Regions from separate parts of the Homo sapiens genome. Here region 2 is linked to region 1. Evidence: chromatin contacts called from ENCODE Hi-C data. All regions are on one chromosome and are shown on one strand. The core of a region is the stretch at or near the end of the contact, and the rest is flanking DNA. Distances in the headings are between cores, read along the strand shown.

What was found. Hi-C counts contacts between places; a loop is a spot of excess contacts on that map. Pooled maps may share reads with other maps.
Region 2: a loop to region 1 is called in a pooled map, with 13 times the contacts of the local background. The contact joins the promoter of CAPNS1 here to the promoter of ARHGAP33 in region 1. A Hi-C loop is called at or near these places in 7 of 50 pooled maps.

What each region holds. Positions count from the first base shown.
Region 1 is chr19:35,773,777-35,778,539 of GRCh38, forward strand. ARHGAP33 (Rho GTPase activating protein 33) reads left to right here and starts at 1,788. Exons shown (of 21, transcript NM_001366178.1): 1 at 1,788-1,888; 2 at 3,869-3,966; 3 at 4,048-4,132; 4 at 4,504-4,584; 5 at 4,688-4,763. The coding sequence starts at 1,883. RefSeq lists enhancers at 1,280-1,339, 3,361-4,246, 4,247-4,763 and a silencer at 1,570-2,049.
Region 2 is chr19:36,137,366-36,142,647 of GRCh38, forward strand. It overlaps CAPNS1 (calpain small subunit 1), which reads left to right and starts at 2,701. Exons shown (of 11, transcript NM_001749.4): 1 at 2,701-2,792; 2 at 3,632-3,855; 3 at 4,935-4,968. The coding sequence starts at 3,647. LOC105372385 (a long non-coding RNA gene) reads right to left here and starts at 2,617. Exons shown (of 3, transcript XR_935954.3): 1 at 2,526-2,617. RefSeq lists enhancers at 2,968-3,017, 3,108-3,167.

The sequences.
Region 1 (4,763 bases), core at 538-3,037:
CTCAGGCTCCTGAGTAGCTGGGATTACAGGCACACGCCACCACACCTGGCTAATTTTAATATTTGTATTTTTAGTAGAGACGGGGTTTCAGCATATTGGCCAGGCTGGTCTCGAACTCCTGACCTTGTGATCCTCCCGCCTCGGCCTCCCAAAGTGCTGGGGTTACAGGCGTGAGCCACTGTCCCCAGCTTTTTTTTTTTTTTTTTTTTTTTTTTTTTGAGACAGAGTCTCACTTCAACACCTAAGCTGGAGTGCAGTGGCGCGATCTCGGCTCACAGCAAACTCTGCCACCTGGGTTCAACCCATTGTCTTGCCTCAGCCTCCCAGGTAGCTGGGATTACAGGCACGCCCGCCGCCACACCTGGCTAATTTTTGTATTTTTAGTAGAGACGGGGTTTCTCCATGCTGGCCATGCTGGTGTCGAACTCCTGACCTCAAGTGATCTGCCCGCCTCGGCCTCCCAAAGTGTTGGGATTACAGGCGTGAGCCACCACGCCTGGCCTAATATTCTATATTTTGTTTAATGTTAATTTTGTTCATTGTCTTCTCCCAGTAGCTTTTGAGCTCCAATGTGGGCAGGGTATATTTTCTCCTGGTTTGGTTGTTGATGTATGTACAAATTGATTAGAGTTTGAGTGAATGAATGAATGAATGAATGAATGAACAGACCAAGACCCTCTGAGATGAGAATTTGTTGAGGGCATGACTAAGGAGAGACCCTCCTGTGAAGGGCGTTATTACAGTGTTATCTGGGCATGCTCAGTATTAGCAGGCTCCATTGGGAATGGCTTTATGGGGGGCATAAGCATGATCTGGCATTTCCCCCTAAGCATTTTCCTAGAAAAAAAAAATCAAGGCTGGAGATTGGCCCGTAATAAGCAGTAGAAGGGGAAACAAGAAAATGTCCAGTGGGCAGGGGAGGCCAAATCGCAGAAAGCCTCGGGTTACGTCCTAGGCAAGGTATATGAGGCAACGAGAAACGTCCATGGGCGGAGCGTCCTCGGCATTATGTGAGCGGGGTCGGGATCAGGACTGAAAAGGTGAGACTTGGGACTGGGACTTTGAAAAGCTGCTTAAGGAACTGGGCACTGCTCTGAGGCCGTGGGAGAATCCAATTAAGACTATCAGGGGCTGGCTGGCGTGGTGGCTCACGCCTGTCATCCCAGCGCTTTGAAAGGAGGCTGAGGAGGGAGTATCTCTTGAGCCCCAGAGATCAAGACCATCCTGGGTAACATAGTGAGACCCCCATGTCTAAAAAAAATTAGCCAGGCGTGGTAGCGCACGCCTGTAGTCCCAGCTACATGGGAGGTATCGCTTGAGCCCAGGAGGTTGAGGCTGCAGTAAGCCACGATTGCAGGACTGCGCTCCAGCCTGGGCGACAGAGTGAGACCCTGTCTCTTAAAGAAATAAAAATAAAAAAGTCAGAAGAATGGACACTGGGAGTGGACGAAAGGTAGGGTCCATTGCTTGGTGTTGGAAGTGTCGGAAGCAAAGCATAAAGAACCTGGGGGCTTGTCTCAGGAGGGCGATGACAGCCAATGAAAAGCAGTCATGGGCGTGGCGCTGTCAAACTTCGAGGGGCGGGACCGAGGACACAGAGCCGGGGCGGAGCCCAAGGTGAAACCAATGAGAAGCCTCCGGGTGGGCGGGGCATCGGCCTAAGGCCAAGGGCGGAGCCAATGAGAAGCAGCGCCGCGTTCCCGCTGCCCCCCGCCCCCGTGGGGCGCGCGCCGGAGCCACGGGCAGCCGTTAGGGGCGGGGTCTGCAGCCGCCCGCGCGCGGCTCGCGCCCTCCCCTTTGTGTCGCCATGGCGGCGGCAGCGGCGACGAGAACGGCGAGCGAGGGGTCGAGCGCGGCCGGGGCCTGAGGAGGCTACGCGACCATGGTGGTAAGGGTCCCACGCGGCCGTCAGCCTGTCCGTCCGGATGTCAGTCTGTCCGTGCGCAGCCCCGCCCCGCGCGCCCCGCCCCCGGCCCCGCCCGATCCCGCGGCCTGTGCTTCAGCCGTGGTCCCTCCCGTCCTGCGGCCCCATCCCGGGTCCCAGCCCGTACCTCGACCCCGCCCCCTAAGCGCGCATCCCCGTCTTCCACGCCCTGGATGGGGTGACAGGGACCTAGGGCCTGGGCTGGGAGGAGGCGGGGCTAGTCCAGGAAGGGACCCGCGCCACCCAAGTGGCCCCTGCAGGGGCCTCCTGAGGCTCCTGGGTCCTTCCCCAGCTCCCATCCCAGCACCTTCCTCGGCATCCTTCTGCCAGCCCTCAGCCCTCCCCGGCGGAGCCCCCTCCTCCTCCCCACAGCCCCTTTCTCATTCCCGAGCCCCACCCCCCACCCGCTCCATCCCCAGCCTGACCCTTTTCTTCTCCTTCTCCCTCATTTTCACCCTATCCCAGTTCCTCTCAATCCCCCCCGCCCCGCATCAGTCTGAGCCTTTGCCTCGTCTCTCCAGCCACTCCTTCCTTACTCCACCCCAACAGGCCAGCACTGTACCTCCCTTGATCCTCGGGTCTGCTCCATCTCCTTGTCCTCATCCCCCTCCCCCACCATTTCCCTCTCCCACCATGCTGCTCCCGCTCATTCATCCATTCATTCCCTCACTTAGCAGACATTCACTGAGACCGCCTCTGTGCAGGCCCCACGCTCCAGGCACAGAGAGAGTCAGCTCCCATCCTGCCTTGGGGAACCTTATGGGCTGGAGGGGGACAGACCCTGAGGGTGAGACCCTGAGGGTGACTGGGGGTTGCAGGGACATGGAGCAGGGAGACGCTACAGCCCAGTGAATCTGTCTGGCAGCTGGTTAATTTATTCATCAGATTTTACCCAGTCCCTGCTGCGCGCGACTGGGCTGGCACTGGGGACCCAGAAAAGAATCAGGAACAATCATGTCTGAACACCAACTCAATGCCCAGCTCTATGCTGGGGAGCTCAGTCTGGGGCCCTCCTTCTGGGAGGCCGGTCATAGTCCAATGAGAGAGATGAACTTGTCACCACCAGTGCCATCTCAGAGTGATCAGAGCTGTGAAGGGAGAAGCTCTGGTCAAGGCATGGAACCTGGGATGGGGGAACCTCAGGGGATGGAGAGAGTCCAGAGGAGATGCCAGGTGCAGCCTGAAGGGTCAGGGAGAACTTCCTGGAGGAGGGCACATGTGAGTTGGGACCTGAGGGGTGGGAGTGAGGATGAATGTACCCAGGGAAAGGTGGGGCGAGTGTTCCAGGCTGAGGGAACAGCCTTTGCAAAGGCCTAGAAGGAAATGAGAAGAGGGTGCTTTTTTTGGACTCTTAGAAGTTCAAGAGCTCTGAGAGTGGGGGCAATGGGAAGAGATGGGACTGGAGAGGTAAACAGAAATCAGCTCAGGGAAGTCTCGATTATCAGACCAGAGAATTCAGACTTCGTCTTGAAGACAACAGGGAGTCATTGAAGGCCCAGGATCTATGGAGAAATAGAGCCAGATTTGTGTTTTCTGAAAACGATCCAGGCTATTGCGGAAAAGCTGGCAGGAGGGGAGAGGCTGGAAGCAGGAAGGCTGATGAGATGGGAGTTGTGATTGTCTAGACAGTGGTAGGAGATCACTGTACTCTGCAGGGGCTACGGAAGGGTTTTCAGCAGGGAGAGATGGGACCAGCATGCTCTCCATCCTGTTGCCCCGCCTCACGTCTGGCCCCTGCTTCTCCAGTCCCCCACCCCAGACCACACACGAAGAAGCAGTCCTGTCCTCAGCCCAGCCCTCACCTCCCCCGACCTGCCATCCTGCTTCATGCTCAGGGCGGTGTGTGGAGCGCCCGGGGCTCTGGACCCGCGCTGCCAGATAACAATGCTCTCGTTGTCTCTTTGCTCCCATCTCTGGGGGCCTCTGATTCTTTCTGCTCTACAGGCACGCAGCACTGACAGCCTGGATGGCCCAGGGGAGGGCTCGGTGCAGCCTCTACCCACTGCTGGGGGGCCCAGTGTGAAGGGGAAGCCTGGGAAGAGGTGAGGGTGAGGGAGGAAAGGGCTCAGCTAGGAGCTGGGGAGACTCAAGGAGCTGCTGGTGACGCATCCCCTGTCTCCCAGGCTCTCAGCTCCTCGAGGCCCCTTCCCGCGGCTGGCTGACTGCGCCCATTTCCACTACGAGAACGTTGACTTTGGCCACATTCAGGTATGGGGGCTTTGCATTTGCACCCAGGAGGGAAGACAATATCCTACCCAACCTTGCAACGATATCAGGTGCTTTGCTTCTGAAACTTATCCCTGTGACTGGCTGCTGCACGCGTCTGAGCAGTCAGTAGCAAAAGTTGCAGGAGCCACAGCAGATGGGGAGAGCTGCTCATTCATTCATCCATTTGTTCTTTTATTCATTCAACAACAACTTTTGTTAGGTATCTGCTCTATGTCAGGGACCAGGACATCACCAGGCCCTGTCCTCGGGGAGGTCCAGAAGGGAGTCACAAACCCGTCCCTAGATAGTGCCATCCCCAGGAGGTCAGGACTGGGACAAAAGTCCACCTGGGCCTTGCTTTCCCTCTGCAGCTCCTGCTGTCTCCAGACCGTGAAGGGCCCAGCCTCTCTGGAGAGAATGAGCTGGTGTTCGGGGTGCAGGTGACCTGTCAGGTGAGGCCATCCCGCCTCTCATCTAGCCTGAGAGAATGGCCACTGTAGTCCTCAGCTCGGTGTCATGGGGCCCCTGCTCCCTTCTGTCCCTCTGCTCCCACAGGGCCGTTCCTGGCCGGTTCTCCGGAGTTACGATGACTTTCGTTCCCTGGATGCCCACCTCCACCGGTGCATATTTG
Region 2 (5,282 bases), core at 1,451-3,950, 360 kb after region 1:
CTATTATATTAATTATATTATTAACGCATAAGGGTAGTGGTTAAGGATACAGGCTAGGGAGAGTGACTGCTTGGGTTTAACCTCAGAGTCGGTTTACTTATCTGTAAAATGGGGATAATAAATAGCATCTATGTCACAGGGCTGTTAGGAGAACAAGGGAACTGATGGACGTCAAGCACTTGGAGGAGTGGTTGATGGTTACTTGTTTTTGTATCTTTTTTTTTTTTTTGAGACAGTTTCGCTCTTGTTGCCCAAGCTAGAGTGCAATGGCACGATCTCGAGTCACTGCAACCTCTGCCTCCCGGGTTCAAGCGATTCTCCTGCCTCAGCCTCCCGAGTAGCTGGGATTACAGGCACACGCCACCACGCCTGGCTGATTTTTTGTATTTTTAGTAGAAACAGGATTTCACCATGTTAGTCAGGGTGGTCCCAAACTCCTGACCTCAGTGATCTGCCCACCTCGGCCTCCCAAAGTGCTGGGATTACAGGCGTGAGCCACCACACCTGGCCTGTTTTTGTACTATTTAAGGAAGACTAAGAGTCTACCAGCTGAGGAATACAGCTGGCCTCGAGGCTGAGGGAACAGCATGAGCACAGACACAGAGCTAATGGGGGCATTTACAAAGCATTTATCACCAATTTATTTATTTATTTATTGGAGACGGAGTTTCACTCTTGTTGCCCAGGCTGGAGTGCAATGGTGCAATCTTGGCTCACTGAAACCTCTGCCTACTGGGTTCAAGCGATTCTCCTGTCTCAGCCTCCCGAGTAGCTGGGATTACAGGTATGCACCACCACATCCGGCTAATTTTGTATTTTTTAGTAGAGACAGGGTTTCTCCATGTTAGTCAGACTGGTCTCGAACTCCCGACCTCAGGTGATCTGCCCGCCTCAGCATCCCAAAGTCCTGGGGTTATTGGCATGAGCCACTGTGCCCAGTATTTATTTGAGACAGAGTCTCGCTCTGTCACCCAGATTGTAGTGCAGTGGCATGATCTCGGCTCACTGCAACCCCCGCCTCCTGGGCTCTGGTGATCCCCCCACCTCAGTCTCTAGAGTAGCTGGGACTAGGCGCATGCCACCACATTCAGCTAATTTCTGTATTATTTGTAGAGACAAGGTCTCACTATATTGCCCAGGCTGGAGTCAAACTCCTGGGCTCAAGAGATCCTCCTGCCTCAGCCTCCCAAAATGCAGGGAATACAGGCATGAACCACTTCACCCAGCCACCACTTAAGTTTTTTTTTTAATAATCAGTATTGCTGCAGATATCATTTAATTTTGATAGGGGGCCTAGTGGTATGGAGCAACCCATGTTCCCATTTTACAGATGAGAAAATCGCTGCTCAGGAATATCAAGCCACTCTTTTGGGGTTGTGCAGTTATTACAGGGCACAGCCAGGATTCAACTCAAGCCTAGCCAGCCTGCAGGGTAGGGGATAAGAGCCAGCCAGCCTGCCTGGGGGCCAGATTTAGCTCCCCCCGATGAGTCCTGAAAAAGTACTGGACTCCCGTGGCTCATGCCTGTAATCCTAGCACTTTGGCAGGCCGAGGCAGGTGGATCACCTAAGATCAGGAGTTTGAGACCAGCCTGGCCAACATGGTGAAACCCCGTCTCTACTAAAAATACAAAAATTAGCTGGGTGTGGTGGTGCATGCCTGTAATCCCAGCTACTCGGGAGGCTGAGGCAGGAGAATCGCTTGAACCTGGGAGGCAGAGACTGCAGTGAGCTGAGATGGCGCCACTGCACCCCAGCCTGGGCAACAGAGCAAGACGCTGTCTCAAAACAAAAAAAAAAAAAAAGAAAAGAAAAGAAAAGAAACCAGGCTATGTAAAAATATTATTGTAAAAAATTAAATTAAATCAAAAAAAGGCCGGTAGCCCATACCTGTAATCCCAGTACCTCACAGTACTTTGGGAGGCTGAGGCAGGAGGACGGCTTGAGGCCCGGAGTTCAAGAGCAGCCTGGGCAACATAGCGAGACCTCCGTCTCTATTATGTAAAAACAATAATATTTTTTAAGTAAATAAAGAAACCAGGCCGTGGCCAAAGGAATCTTCCTGTGTCTGGGGCCTTCTTTAGAGGCTAGCATACTGAGGACACTCTTTGGGCCAGTCCAGGAAGGAATGATTCTGGTGGCCCCTGACTGGGGCGGGGGCGTGGTAAGGTTCGCCTGGGAGGCGGCGCAGGCGCTGCCTGCGGTTTGACTGCCATCCGGGCTGCTGCAGGCACTGGGAAAGGCAATCCAGCCTCAATCCTCGCCACAGACACGGGCGACTGTCCCCCAGCGTGTGAGTCAAACCATACTCCAGGCCTCCAGGAGGTGTTTGTCGCGACAACACCTGCAGAGGGCCCGTGCGGAGTCCCTTAGTGAGCGGACCGAAAACCGCCACCCTGGAAGGATATTGGCATGCCCTAGGGTGAAAATTCACACTACGACACTCGGGGGGTGGGTCCCCTCCGAGTTCTCGTCCGCGGGTGCCTCCACCCAGACCTGAGGGGTGTCGGGAAGACCCCCGCCTACCGAGTCAGGGCGGGATTAAGACCTCCGGCGCTGGAAACGCGTAGGGCGGGGCCCAGACCTGGATCCAGCTAGCCGGGCGGTGTGGGGTGCGCATGCGCAATGTCCGCTTCGGCTCTAGGACCGCGCGGGCGACAGCAGGGCCGCGGTGCAGTGTCCGACCCGAGAGTTGCGGCCTGAGTCACCGGCCCCGCCCTCCGGAGCCGGACGCTGCGGGAGGCCCGGGAGCGGCAGTGGAACCGACTCCCAGAACTCCGGACGTGTGCGGCGGTAAGCGCCCGGCCCGTACCCCCTCCGCACCCCGCAACTCCGACTTTGGCGGCCCCCAGACCCGGCGAAACCGTGAAGTCTCGGCCTCAGGAGCCCCCCAGATCCATGGTCTCAGATTCGAACCCTCAGACCTGTTCGATCTCCTTTTATGCCGTCCCGGGGACCCTTCTCCACCCTCTGTCTCATGATCCAAAATACAGGCCCATAGGTTTCAGAGATACCCTGTGAATTCTTCCTTGGGGTGTCCTGAACCGCGATCGTAGATCTGTGCCCCCAGTTCCAGCGGGGAACCCCATTGTCCGGGAACCCAGAGCTCACAGCCACGATCTTAGACCCGAGCCCACAGAGCCAGAGGTGACACTGGAATCCTGCCGCTGGGAATACCTAAATTCTCAAGCCCACATTTGGGATTTCCTAAACCCCGCCCTGGGGCCCTTTAGGCCGTGGATGTTTGCTCCGCGCCCATGACCTGCCAAGGACCTCTACATTCAGGCTGGGCTCTGGATCTCACATTCTAGCGCCCAGACATGTCGGGAACGCCTTACGCCAACTTGGGGTCCCCACCAAGAGAACCCCCACCAGATCTGCACCCTCCCCTTCACGCGTGCACCCAGTCCAGGCTCCCTCAAGCCCCACGGGTGCCTTTTAGACCTGAGGAGGTTGCAAACCTGATCCCCCATACCTGCCCCACCCATCCGCGGACAACCCGCCCTCGCAAACTCAGACCCCCACCCGGAGGCTTCAGATTCCTCCCAGGTCCAGCTGCCGGAAATGCGTGTTTGAAGGGAGGGTGTGGGCTCAGGGGCGAAGCACCCACTGGTCCCCTTTTTTCCCCCCAGCAGTGAGTCGCAGCCATGTTCCTGGTTAACTCGTTCTTGAAGGGCGGCGGCGGCGGCGGCGGGGGAGGCGGGGGCCTGGGTGGGGGCCTGGGAAATGTGCTTGGAGGCCTGATCAGCGGGGCCGGGGGCGGCGGCGGCGGCGGCGGCGGCGGCGGCGGTGGTGGAGGCGGCGGTGGCGGTGGAACGGCCATGCGCATCCTAGGCGGAGTCATCAGCGCCATCAGGTAAGGCGGAGACTATCAGAGGGGCGGGGCCTGGGAATGGGAGGAGCCTCAGTGAGGCGTGGTCTGGGAGGGGCGTGGTCTAAAAATAGAATAGGATTAACCTGGAGGCTAACCTGGGTACATGAATTAGGCCGGGGAGGCCTGGTTTGAGAGTTCTGCTGTAAGGGGGTGGACCCCAGTGAGGCGGATATCAGTCATTGGGGGCGGTGCTTGATATGGGAGTAGTCTGATTGTGTGGGACCAGGACAATGTGGTCCTGAGGGGACTGATGTGGAGTTTTGGCGGGTGGGGCTTATGGGTCTGGGCTCAGCCTGCATTGGCTAACCTGGAGATGAACGTTAAAGGTGCGGAGCCAATGCGTCTGAGTGACATTTTACGGAAGGGGCTTGACTTATGAGTGTGGTCAGAGGTTTTAGGTGGGTTAATGAGGAGGTGAGCCCAGGAGGAAGCAAGACCTAATGGGGTAGGGTAAATGGCCCAGAATGGGCTGGGCTTGCTGGGAACTGGCTGGATTAATGGAGAAAAATGCCCTGGTAGGGATAGGGCAGGTTGGCTTAATTAGCCACGGCCACTTAGCAGTGATCCCTTGAAGGGGCGGGGACCAATGGCTGGGGTAGGATGTTGGGAAGACGGGCATTTAGGAAGCGGGCCATGGAGTAGGGTCTTGGGCAGATGGCACCTGAGGAGGATAAGGCCTTGGGAAGCTGGGGCAGAGCCTCTATGAAGTGAGCCCTCCAAGGGGCGGGGTCTTTTGATTCTACGTGGGATTTTTTAGGTTTAGGGTGGCCAAGATGACTGAAATCTGCCACTGGGTAGGTGTGCCTGGCAGGAGGGGAGCCTCCCAGGGGACCGGTCTCTGGGTTTCCTCGAGGGTGGGGTTGGCCTGAGGAAGGGAGAAGAGGGGCACGACCAGGGCAGTGTGGATTGGGACAGATGAGGACAAGAACAAATGAAAGGCACAGCAACCAAGTAAGGAAGATAACGGCTGGGGTCTGGAGCGTTGGGGCTGATGGTTCTGTAGTGCTGCCCGTTGGAGGCCCCGCCCCTGGCACTAACCCCTCCCCCTTATCTCTTCGCAGCGAGGCGGCTGCGCAGTACAACCCGGAGCCCCCGGTAAGCCCCCTCTGCAACCAGACCCCCTTCTCCTGCCAAGGCCTCTTCGAGGTCCCATCCCTGTTCCTGTAGAGAAGCCCCACCTTCCTCCCCTTCTTGTGAAATTCCTCTGCCAGTTCCTCCCATGCCGTGTCTGCAGCTTCGCCATGGGTCTTAGCCATGCCCCACATACGTGCACCCCATTCACTACCACCCCTCATTCTTTTCCTCATCAAGCTGCCCAGCCCACTCTGACTTCCCCACCCAGGGTACCTGGGTTTGGGGAGCCGTCCTGGCCGGGTTCCCCTCCCCCTGCTCTGAGCTCTCCTCCCTTT